4 separate regions of the Homo sapiens genome follow, and regions 1, 2 and 4 are each linked to region 3. A link is a contact called in ENCODE Hi-C or POLR2A ChIA-PET data. All regions are on one chromosome and are shown on one strand. The core of a region is the stretch at or near the end of the contact, and the rest is flanking DNA. Distances in the headings are between cores, read along the strand shown. Region 1 has its middle 140 kb from the start of CLINT1. Region 2 holds the start of LSM11 (LSM11, U7 small nuclear RNA associated). Region 3 has its middle 33 kb from the start of LINC02202. Region 4 has its middle 90 kb from the start of CLINT1.

Region 1 (2,942 bases), core at 86-2,585, 1.1 Mb before region 3:
GCCTGGCCAACATGGTAAAACCCCGTCTCTACTAAAGATACAAAAATTAGCTGGGTGTGGTGGTGTGCGCCTATAATCCCAGCTATTCAGGAGGCTGAGGGAGAAGAATTGCTTGAACCCAGGAGGTAGAGGTTGCAGTGAGTCGAGATCACGCCACTGCACTCCAGCCTGGGGGACAGAGTGAGACTCCATCTTAAGAGAAAAAAAAGAAATTTCCGATCCCCGAATTTCCTATAATTCGGGGAAATTACGGAAAAACTATTTGCATTATAAAGAAATGTTCATGTTCTGGGAAAAATATCTCCTCAAGTCTTCTTCAAATAATAGCAATTAAAATGATCCAATGAAGGCATACAGTTCAGCTGTAGAGGAAATGAAATTAGCCCAAGAGAACAAATCTTTTCTTTCCCTTCTCCCTTCCTTTCTTCCTTCATCTTTCCCTAGTTTGCTAAAATTTTTTAAAAAGCTCTTGTTTTCAGATTATAAAGTCACGGTAAAAAAAAGTTCAGACAATAATGAAAGGGGTAAAGAAGACATTAAAATTATCCACGACGTTACATTCTAAAAATAATAGTGAAAACAGCACAAAACACTGTTCTAAACACATTCATACTTTACTAATACCCCAAGGAAGTAGTTTCTACTATCATTCATATTTTACAGGTGGGGAAGTTGAGGCACAAAGGGGTTGAGTAAATTTCCTAAGATGAAAGTCCAGCTCCACCTAAGATTTGTAAGAGCTTGAATTCGAACTCAGGCAATCTGACTCTAAAACCTGTGCTCTTCACCACTATCCGACCCCACCTTGCTGAGAAAAAGGCACTTCGAACCCTTTGGTAAATATTCTTTTGTACAGATGTGCACTCTTGCTCACATACACACAAGTGCACACATATACAATCACGCACGTGATCATATGCATATACCCAGACATGTGCACATACATGTCACTAACACACATATGAGCACATCCACATTTTACAAAACAATCATTTTATTTATGGCAGTTGACATGGTTAGGCTTTGTGTCCCTACCGAAATCTCATCTTGAATTGTAATCCCCATAATCTCCACCTGTCAAGGTTGGGAGCAGGTGGAGGTAATTGAATCTTGGGGGCGGTTCCCCTATGCTGTTCTCGTGATAGTGAGTGAGTTCTTAGGAGATCTGATGGTTTTATAAGCGTCTGGCGTTTCCCCTGCTTGCATTCACTCTGTCCTGCCGCCCAGTGAGGAAGGTTCCAGCTTCTCCTTTGCCCTCCGCCATGACTGTAAGTTTCCCGAGGCTTCCCCAGCAATGTGGAACTGTGAGTCAATCAAACCTTCTTCCTTTATAAATTACCCGGTCTCAGATATTTCGTCATGGCAGTGTGAGAACAGACTAATACAGTGCTTCATGACTCATGTTTTACATACAAAAGTAGGCAGGAGAGTTTAACGAACCCCTGTTTTGAGTGAAACAATGAACTTTACTGTCTACAGCACCTGAGAGGCCCAGAAAGGAGAGGACCAGCAAGGGGACTACTGACTTGGGTTCCTTTGTGGCGGCCTTGCTATCCAGGCTCAGATTGCAGGCACGGCTTCCATGATGCAACCACAGTGTGAGTGTTTAGTTTTTAGCACTCACTACAACCACATGTGCCAGTCACTCAGATTCAATAATAATTTGATGACTCATCTTGTTTCATCTCTACTTCCAGTACTTTTTCCTCTCTATAGATTTTTTGGAATTATTTACTTTGAAATAGCTTCATACTTGCAGGAGTATTACTAGTATAGAAAATACCCAGCTGGGCCGGGTGTGGTGGCTCACGCCTGTAATTCCAGCACTTTGGGAGGCCGAAACCGGAAGGCGGAGGTTGCAGTGATCTGAGGTTGTGCCACTGCACTCTAGCCTGGGCAATGAGAGCAAAACTCTGTCTCAAAAAAAAAAAAAAAAAAAAAAAAAAAAAAGAAAGAAAATACCCAGCTGGGCGTGGTGGCTCACACGTGTAATCCCAGCACTTTGGGAGGCCTAGGCGGGTGGATCACCTGAGGTCAGGAGTTCGAGACCAGCCTGGACAACATGGTGAAACCCCGTCTCCACTAAAAATACAAAAAATTAGCTGGGTGTGGTGGTGGACACCTGTAATCCCAGTTACTTGGGAGGCTGAGGCAGGAGAATCACTTGAGTCTAGGAGGTGGAGGTTGCAGTGAGCCAAGATCTCACTACTGCACTCCAGCCTGGGTGACAGAGGGAGACTCCATCTTAAAAGAAAATACCAAATGCCCTTTATCCAAATTCACTAATTTTTAACCTCTTGCCATATATGCTTTATAATTCTCTCTCTCTGATTTGCTCTATATATGTATATATATATCTGTATGTGTATATACTTGTGTGTATATGTGTATATATATATATAAAATCATTAATTTTTGGGTCATCTGACAGTAGGCTGCGTGGCTAAGGCAGCTTTACTTCATACTTCAATGTCCGTTTCCTGAGAACAAAGATATTTTCTTACATAGCCGTAGTAACTAAATGGAGGAAAGTTAATTGATAGCAATACTTAACATCTATGGTCCGTATTCCAGTTTTGTCAATTGTCCCAATAATGTCCCTTATAATATTTTTTTAACGCCTAGTCCAGGATCTAGTCCAAGATCATGCATAACATTTGGCTGTCATGTCTTGTTGGTCTCCTTTCATTGGAACTGTTCTTTAGCCTTTCTTTGCCTTTGATGACATTGACATTTTGGAAGAATAAAGGCTATTTATCTTACAGAATGTTCTTCAACTTGGGTTTATCTTAAGTTTTCTCTTGGCTATGTTCAGGTTAGGTCTTCCTGGCCAGAATGCTACTGGTCCAGGACGTTGTGTCTGTCCCCAGAAATCACATCTGTGGGTACACAATGTCCATTGATGATGGTAATTTTCATCACTGGGTCAAGGTATTGTCCAG
Region 2 (2,869 bases), core at 193-2,692, 1.4 Mb before region 3:
CTTTGAGTTTTTTATTCAGGCAGGGGGTTTTGAACAAAGTGATAAGCTGGGTTCAAAACCTGTGCCATAAAGAAACCTGTACTGCTACCAATTAGAAGCCACTGTTTGATGGTTTTTGTTTTTTTTTTTTTTTTGAGATGGAGTCTCCCTCTGTCACCCCAGCTGGAGTGCAGTGGCGCGATCTCAGCTCACTGCAACCTCCGCCCCTCCAGGTTTAAGCAATTCTCTGCCTCAGCCTCCAGCGTAGCTGGGATTACAGGCGCGTGCCACCACGCCCGGCTAATTTTTTGTATTTTTAGTAGAGACGGGGTTTCACCATCTTGGCCAGGCTGGTCTTGAACTCCTGACCTCGTGATCCACCCGCCTCGGCCTCCCAAAGTGCTGGGATTACAGGCGTGAGCCACCGCGCCCGGCCTGCTTGATGGTTTTGTCTTCGCTGTAGTATGCATTCATCCCAAGGTATATTTCAGAGTTGTATATTAATTTTCATCTTGCTCTCTAAGGTACTCTCCAGTATTCTCTTGGACTTCCTAAGTCTTAAGGAAACTGAAATGTACACAAAGCAACTAGTACAGAGAATACTAGTTGATGGCAGTTTGAGAATGTGGTGACGGGCAAGTGATGTGTGGCCTGTAGGTGAGTGGAAACATTTTGGCTCTGCTGGATGAGAAGGTTATATCTGGGCCTTCCGCGAAGAGTAGACTGTCATTTTAAAATCAACCAAAAAATATTTTGCCGAACTGAGACTATAAAGTAGCAAGTGGTATGATCAGGTCTTGGGAATTTTCCATAGTTTCCTCCAAGAGCTGGATCTTCGTTTCTTCCAATTGGTTAGCAATGCTTAGAAAGACAGTGATATAATGAATTTTCTTTGATACTAAGCACAAATTTGTTTATGCACAGGGTATAGGAAATGGAGGACAGACACCCAGTATTGGCTGACATGCATCTATTATGAGCTCTGTAGGCAGTATCTCTCCATCCTGAGGTCAGTTCTATAAGGTAGGTGCTATTTATATCATATTTCAGACGAGAAACACGCTAAATACTTTGAGCCCAGATAGGCTATTCTTCCCACCCTATCAGTAGTACTCAGCATGGAAGCAAACTGAGACATTCATTGCCTTCCTCCAGACGCTTCCTGCCAGCTCAAGCTAGGATGCGATCCCGAGCTCATTCCCGGGGAACCCAGAGTATTAACAAACACCCTAAGTGATAATGATACAGACGGGGAAACTGCGCTGGAGCAGGTCAAGCAGCAGTCGACAGCGTTAACCTGTCAGCTATGGGAGGAGGCGGTGCGAGGCGCGGGCTGGTCGGAGCCGCGTACCACGCCCCCCGGCCCGGGTGGAACGAGGACAGGTGCTGCCCTCCCGCGGCCGCTTCGGCGCAGTGCAACCCCGCGCCGCGGCTGCGCAGTGCCGCCCTCTGGCGGCTTCGTTCCTTCTTCCCATCGGCCTCGGCTTGCGGGCCTTTCAAACATGGAGGAGCGGGAGCGGGGGGCGAGGTCGGCTGGCGCCGGGAGCCCCGCGCGCCCGCCCAGCCCGCGGCTGGATGTCAGCTCTGACAGCTTCGACCCGCTGCTGGCCCTGTACGCGCCCCGCCTGCCTCCCATTCCCTACCCCAATGCCCCCTGCTTCAACAACGTGGCGGAGTACGAGAGCTTCCTCAGGACCGGAGTCCGGGGCGGCGGGCGCGGGCGCGGGCGGGCTCGGGGCGCGGCCGCGGGCTCTGGGGTTCCCGCCGCACCCGGGCCCTCGGGCAGGACTCGTCGCCGCCCGGACGCGCCCGCCCCGGACCCCGAGCGCATCCAGCGCCTCCGCCGTCTCATGGTGGCCAAAGAGGAAGGGGACGGGGCCGCAGGAGCGGGCCGGAGGGGTCCGGGTCGGAGCAGGAAGGCGCCACGCAACGTGCTCACGCGAATGCCCTGTGAGTCCGCGGGCCGGGCGGGAAGCGGGGCAGCCGCCGTCCGGAAGCTGGCTGCCGAGGGGGCGTCTGCGGGGCGGCGGTGGCCGGGCGCGGGTCTGCACGTATTGCGGGAGCGCCTTGGTGAAAATTTGCGGGGATCATCAGTGACTATGGGGTGGATCTGCTTGAGTAATGTGGGTAATGAGGGCGTGGGGAGGGTCACCCTGAGTAAGAAAAGGGGCTGTAGGAGCAACAGAGGGAGAGTGGTAAGGCTGTAGTGGTCATAAGAAGCCGTGGGAAAGGTCTTCAGCGGTAATCGGGGCCCATGGAAGGGTCACAGAGGTGATGAGCCTGCCGAGAGGGTCTACAGGATTGATGGAGGACCTGGAGAGGTGGCGGGGCTACAGAGTTTGGGGGACATCATAGGGACGTCTACAGAGGTGATGAGAGGTCTTAGAGACCACAGTGAGAGGTAAGGTGGGGCGGAAAACGGGAGACGTGGGGGAGCGCACAGCCAATATTAGGGGAAGGAGAGTATTTGGTCAGTGGGATTTGAGGATGATCGGATGGAGTGTGGGGAGATTTGTTCAGATAGCACAGGCGCATAATCCCATAACCCCTGTACATTGACAGCTCCTTCTCGAGTGCGATAAGCAGAAGGGCTGCAGAGTCTTGATACACATATGTTCACATTACTAAGTCACAAGTGCTGAAATGCAGCAGGCACAGAATGCCACTAAAACACAGACGCTGTTTTACAGCCACTCTGCCTGGCTGGGTGCAGGACTGTGTCTGTCAGGCTCATATTACCATATGTGCAGGTTATTTTAAGTTCTAAAGGTGTAAATGGCACAAGGGAATTTCTTGGAGCCTCCTCATAGATCCTTAGAGTAAAGCTGTAAACAGCAGAGGCTCTAATGTGTGAGTTAGGTCTTGTATAAATGGAATAAAAACAGCCTAA
Region 3 (3,118 bases), core at 218-2,717:
CTACCTCACCAGGAAAAGAAAATTATGAAGAGGTAACTTTTATAATGCAGGAAATAATTGGTGTATTGATCTTTATGAATTTCCTGATTTCTTTACCTTATAATGGTTTTCCTTAATGGCAACACATGCATTAAGAAAACAAAGCACATTTGATGGAAATTCGTTGTCTTCCCCTTTTTAAATTATTTAGTAACATTGGGCAGCTAAGAAATTGTTTCTGCTTCTATAAAACCCCCTATGCTAATTGTGGCCAGCAAATTAGTAATTATAATAGATGATACAAAGCAGGAAAGGGCTAAACTAATGTTAGGGAGTAAAGAATGCAATTAGATGGCTCAGCCTAACGCATCTTCACTCTGAATCTCTGTGAAGAAGGAAGAAAAAAGCTCTGCACCAAAATTAAAGGGGACTCGTTTTCTGATTGTGTCCTAGGGGATTTGGAGAAAGCTCAAGCAATTTGAAGGATACCCTCAGGTTGTACTCAGCAGAATTCCTGACCTCTGCCACATCCTATCTATCATGAGCCTTTATCAGGAGGAGATGGCACATCACAAGCCATTTGGTGGCACGTAATTGCTTCGACATTGACAGCAGAGGGGTATATATCACCTCCTCTGTTAAAAAGAGAGTGAGTGTTTTAAGTGGAAGAAGACTGAATGTAAAGGCAAATTTAAATAAACATTAAAGGGAAGTTAAACCAATACAAAACTGAAATGGATACCAAAATAAAATGAAAGCTTAAATATATGTTGAAGAAAACATTTAATAATGTATGATTTCTAATCATGCCCTTTAGAAATATTGAAGAATCAAGAATAAGAAAAAAAAAAGAATCTTATAGCTTAGAACAGCTTATAAAAGCATGAGACTGGTTTTGGACGGTACATGAAGTATTGTGGTTGGTTTTGTAAACTGCACAGAGAGAAAGGTCTTCTCAGTCTCAATTCTTCTGCTGACATTGAAAGGAAAGTCTCGGGGCTGGTCTGTCTTCAACTCCTCTTCAACACTGCCAAATCTCCCTTTTAAAAAAAGGAGGAAAAAAGAGTAGACTCATGCTCTGAGCCTTTGGCAAACAATCGCTTGAATTTAATTATATTACGTTGTTTTTATTACATTTATTTTTGTGGTTACCTTTATTTATGGCAAGTGAACTGGTTTCCACTTGTGATGGGCCTATGACATTTTTTTCTTTATTTACATTTTAAAAAGCTGAGTCAACTTAAAAACAAGTACTATATAAATAAAAGCTCTGAGTTTAAAAACAAAACAAAACAGAAAAATCAGTAGTGGGTTCAATGTCGTTGGACAAAAATCTTGTAAGGGGCACTGAAATAATTTTAGTTGAAAAAACATCAGTTTAAAGTCATAGACTACGAGAGCTTGAAGAGACTAAGAGCAGGCAATCCAAGTCTCCTCCACATGTGGAAACCAAGTCCAGAGACGGAGCAGTAACTGCCCGGCTCCCACGGCTTGTAATCGCAGAAACAAGCTTTAAGCCGGCTGCCTCCTTCCTCGTTGCTTTTACCATTATTTAATTTGTAGGCTTCACAAAGGCTATATGTGTTGAAATTGGCTAAATGTGCCCAGTCTAGAAATGAGTCAAAGTCAAGAGGCAGGCCACCAAGGAATTTATGTCTTTACTGATAAAATTTGTGCAACCTGCAAAACCACAGTGACATCTAGTGGTATTCCTTGAAAATGCAACTTTAAAAATATTTTTACATATTTAGAGGGTACAAGCGCAGGTTTCTTACATGCTTAGTAGTGAAGTCTAGGCTTCACTACTGGGTGCCCATCACCCAGATAGCGAACATTGTACACAACAGGTAGTTCTTCAACCCTCACGACCCTCCCACCCTTTCACCTTTTGTAGTGTCCAATGTCTATTCCACTCTGTATGTTCCTGTGTATCCATTGATCAGTTCCCAATTATAAGGGAGAACATGGGGTATTTGACTTTCTGTTTCTGAATTATTTCACTGAGGATAATGGCCTCCAGTTTCATCCATGTTGCTGCAAAAGACATGATTTTATTCTTTTTTATGGCTAAGTAGTATTCCGTGGTATATCTTTACTTCATTTCCTTTATCCAATCCTCCATTGATGGAGACAGTCAGGTTAACTCCATGTCTTTGCTATTGTGCATAGTGCTCTGATAAGCATATTAGTGCAAATATCTTTTTTTATATAATTGTTTCTTTCCCTTTGGGTTTATACCCAGTAGCAGGATTGCTGGATCAAATGGTAGTCCTATTTTTAGTTCTTTGAGAAATCATACTGTTTTCCATAAAGGTTGTATTAATATGCATTCCCACCAACAGTGTATAAGCATTCTCTTTACTTCACATCCTTGCCAACATCTATTGTTTTTAGACTTTTTAATAATTGCTATTCTGTCTGACTGTTGTAAGATAATATCTCATGGTTTACTTTGTGAAAATGCAACTCTTGATGCAACCCTTGACTTAAGCAGGCTTGTCATTAAAAAGGAAACATTGTTTTGTAGAATATCTCGTAGTGTGGGTTTGTCTATTTCCTCATGATTAGATTATTCTTAACAAGAATATCTCAGAGGTGAAGGAGTATCTTCCTTAGTGCATTATGTCAAGAGGTACATGATGAAGGCTTGTTCTATCATTGGCGATGCTAACTTCAGTCACTTGGTTACCGTGTTATCTCCCAGGTTTATCTCCTGTAGAGTTACTGTTCTTCCTTTCTTAATGATTTGAGGGACAATATTTTGAGGCTATATAAGCATCATTTTCCTTTTCAAACTTTCATCCACTAGTTTTAGTATCCATGGATAATTCTTGCCTAAATCAATTATTATTATAATAGTTGCAAAATGATAATTTTCTAATTCTGTCATTCCTTTCTCCATTTTATTAGTTAACATTTTACTCAAAGAGGGGCTTTCCCGATTCGCTTATGCATGTTTGCATTTATTTATTAGAATAAACTCATGAATGCTTACACAATCTACAATCTATGGATCTAGAATTCATGAGTCTATCATGAATAGGTTATATAGTAGATATTATATATCTTTAGATATATTATAGAGTACATATGCATGTATAGATTATGTCTAAATCTATAATCTATTGGTATTGTTATG
Region 4 (2,858 bases), core at 51-2,550, 1.2 Mb before region 3:
GCTGATGACAACTATATGGCACAAGTACCTTCACTCCAATTCTCTGCTTATCATGGCCACTGCTAATTGATGATTGCCCTGTCCTATCAATATTGCTTAACAGTGCTAATATGGTAACCACAGGTCACATGTAGCTACTGAGCATTTGAAATGTGGTTAGTCCAAATTCAGGTATGCTACACAGGTAAAATACATACCAGATTATGAAGACCTGGCACACAAGAAAAGAATGTAAAATATCTCATTAATAATTTTTTGTATTGATTACAACTTGAAATGATAATAGTTTGGATATACTGGGTTAAACCAAATGTTATTAAGATTAATTTTATATATTTATTTCACTTTCAAAAAAGTGATTACTAGAAAATGTAAAATTCTATATGTGGCTTGCATTCGTGGCTCAAGTTGTATTTCTACAGGACAGCACTGCCTTCAAATCCTACTTAAGACAGTTCCCCAGGCAGTCACTACCAACAAACCAGAAACAAAAGCAGTAGTATTTTATGGGAATGGGAGAGAGGTCTACAGAGTTTGAGTTTTCAATCTTAGAATGAAAAAAAAAAAAAAGAACCTTTTGCCGGGCACGGGTGGCTCATGCCTGTAATCCCAGCACTTTGGGAGGCCGAGGCAGGCGGATCACTTGAGGTCAGCGTGGCCAACCTGGCGAAATCCCGTCTCTATTAAAAATAAAAAAATTAGCCAGGTGTGGTGGTGCACGTCTGTAATCCCAGCTACTTGGGAGACTGAGGCAGGAGAATCGCTTGAACCCGGAAGGGGGAGATTGCAGTGAGCGGAGGTTGCACCACTGCACTCCAGCCTGGGCGACAGAGTGAGACTCCGTCCCAAAAAAAAAAAAAAAAAAAAAAGAGAGAAAAAGAACCTTTGAGTTTATCTAGTTAAGTGTTTCCCAAACATATCTGTTCATTAGAAACTTCTGCGATCTTAAATTATAAAATTACAGATTTCCAGGTTCCCACCCTGGGGATTCTAGTTTAATAGATCTGGGACGGAGGCCCCGGATTTTGTATTTTTAGTAAGTAGCCCAGGGGTTTCTGATGTGCGGCCAGGTTTGAGAACTCCTGAGCTAAAACATTTTTACATTTCAAGGATGGGACTTTCCTGGGGTGACATGTTATTATTGGCAGAGCTAGGACTCGAGCACATGTTCCTCCTGGATTATATTTTGTACTACTGCGACCTAAGAGTCTTTGCAGAACTCACCATGGAATGATCATCAAACTGCCTCTCAGCCCGCAGGCACAATGCTCTTCCTTATTTGGAGAAAACTCAGTGTGTCTCAGCAGCCCCCTCTGCTGTCAAAAATCCCTAGCTCAGTCTAGCTGAGCGGGCTTTGGGGAAGCGAGCAGGGAGGAGAGCGAGCCCAGAAGAAAGTAGTGTGAAAAATGCTGCTATGGGGAAACCCGTTTGCAACCTGGAAGTGATTGGAAGAAATCTTGCAATAAGATCCTTAAAGCTGGATGACATGTGGGGGAAATCTACCTGACTGCCTCCTGGTCTGGAGGAGAGAATTTGTTTTGTTTTATTTTGGTTTGTTTTGTTTTGATACAGGGTGTTGCTCTGTCACGAGAGCAGTGGTGTGATCACAGCTCACTGCAGCCTCCAAATCCTGGGCTCCAAGCGATCCTCCCACCTCAGCTTTCCGAGTAGCTGGGACTACACAGGCGCCTGCCACCCTGCTCTGCTAATTTTTAATTTTTTTGGGTAGAGATGGGGGTGAGGGAGATAGGAGTCGGGGGGGATGCTTGCCTTGTTGCCCTGGCTGGTCTCGAACTTGCGAGCTCAAGCAGTCCCCTCTCCTCGATCTCCCAAAATGCTGGGATTACAGGCGTGAGCCACCGTGTTTGGTCTAGAGGAGGGAATTTGAACAAATTATTTCACTTCCCTGGGCCTCAGTTTCCTCATCTGAACAAGGGCCATAATGACACGCTCTGTCCCTTTTCTTCCTCAGAAACTATTTTAATAGTCTAATTAACTAATGGGGATGGTGTTATCAATGTTTGGTCCAAAGACACACAGCTATTTAGAGATAGAGCTGGACTTTGAACTCCTGGTTCCCAGTTGAGATGTATCATACAATTTCTGCTAACCAAGGAGAGATGTGTTCAGCTGCTTCTAGAGGGACAGAGGCAAGAAAAACTTACAAGGGAGGTTGAGGCTGGCTTCATGCCTAAATGAATTAAAGCCAGGTGGCCACTCTCTCATTTATATATTCATTCCTTCACTCATTTATTCAGCTTACTTTTATTGAGCACCTCTTACATGACTGAAACTGTGTAAGTAGTGGTGATATTATGTCAAATTAGACATAGTTCTTCTTATGTCGATGGTTCTTGCTGTGTCTCCCTGAATAGTTCCTTTGCCAGAGATATCCTCAACTAGCTGTCACAGTGCACAAGTACCTTGGCTGGGTGAAACAATGGTAGCTACCAGGTATTGAGAGTTAGCTATGTGCCAGATACGGTGCTAGGCTCTTCCCATGTGCTGTCTTGTTAAACCCTCAAACCAAAGTGCTGGCATTACAGGTGTGAGCCACCATGCCCGGCCAATGCGATACTGTCGTGAAAAGTATTTTCTTTTGGTAAAGGCATTAGGTAGCTTCATGTCCTTAGGTAAAATGCATATTTATCTGTGCATGGACGGTCATCAAAGTGTTATTTACAGTGTAGAAAAATCCTAAAATAGCCAAAATATATTGAAGTAAATTATAGCACAATATACTTGAAGAATATTTAATGAATTGGGAAAATGCCGTGGTTAAAATGCCACTTCATAAAATGGTGATATTGATCTGTTTGATACTAATTTTATAAAACACTCAAATTTGGCTGGGCACG

What was found. Hi-C counts contacts between places; a loop is a spot of excess contacts on that map. ChIA-PET counts read pairs that join two places held with the same protein, here RNA polymerase II (POLR2A). Pooled maps may share reads with other maps.
Region 1: a loop to region 3 is called in a map of B cell, with 7 times the contacts of the local background. The contact joins two enhancer-like sites. A Hi-C loop is called at or near these places in 2 of 168 maps with a recorded cell type or tissue (B cell and endothelial cell of umbilical vein), 5 of 37 single-sample maps with no recorded cell type and 13 of 50 pooled maps. POLR2A ChIA-PET finds 5 or more read pairs at or near these places in 1 of 52 experiments (activated T-cell).
Region 2: a loop to region 3 is called in a map of chondrocyte, with 4 times the contacts of the local background. The contact joins the promoter of LSM11 here to the enhancer-like site in region 3. A Hi-C loop is called at or near these places in 3 of 168 maps with a recorded cell type or tissue (MCF 10A, chondrocyte and left lung) and 4 of 50 pooled maps. POLR2A ChIA-PET finds 5 or more read pairs at or near these places in 1 of 52 experiments (OCI-LY7).
Region 4: a map of naive thymus-derived CD4-positive, alpha-beta T cell shows a loop between it and region 3 (26-fold over the local background). The contact joins two enhancer-like sites. A Hi-C loop is called at or near these places in 4 of 168 maps with a recorded cell type or tissue (B cell, PC-3, endothelial cell of umbilical vein and 1 more), 2 of 37 single-sample maps with no recorded cell type and 12 of 50 pooled maps.

Annotation. Positions count from the first base shown.
Region 1 is chr5:157,996,781-157,999,722 of GRCh38, forward strand. No RefSeq gene overlaps it. Among named protein-coding and RNA genes, the nearest start is that of CLINT1, 140 kb to the left of the region's middle. Within about 2 kb of position 1,336, at least 3 of the 41 ENCODE cell types and tissues checked have a DNase peak (open chromatin) inside an H3K27ac peak, as active enhancers do.
Region 2 is chr5:157,742,270-157,745,138 of GRCh38, forward strand. LSM11 (LSM11, U7 small nuclear RNA associated) reads left to right here and starts at 1,443. Exons shown (of 4, transcript NM_173491.4): 1 at 1,443-1,929. The coding sequence starts at 1,482. RefSeq lists a silencer at 1,227-1,786 and an enhancer at 1,806-2,306.
Region 3 is chr5:159,131,669-159,134,786 of GRCh38, forward strand. No RefSeq gene overlaps it. Among named protein-coding and RNA genes, the nearest start is that of LINC02202, 33 kb to the left of the region's middle. Within about 2 kb of position 1,468, at least 5 of the 41 ENCODE cell types and tissues checked have a DNase peak (open chromatin) inside an H3K27ac peak, as active enhancers do.
Region 4 is chr5:157,947,656-157,950,513 of GRCh38, forward strand. No RefSeq gene overlaps it. Among named protein-coding and RNA genes, the nearest start is that of CLINT1, 90 kb to the left of the region's middle. RefSeq lists an enhancer at 1,146-1,440. Within about 2 kb of position 1,301, at least 7 of the 41 ENCODE cell types and tissues checked have a DNase peak (open chromatin) inside an H3K27ac peak, as active enhancers do.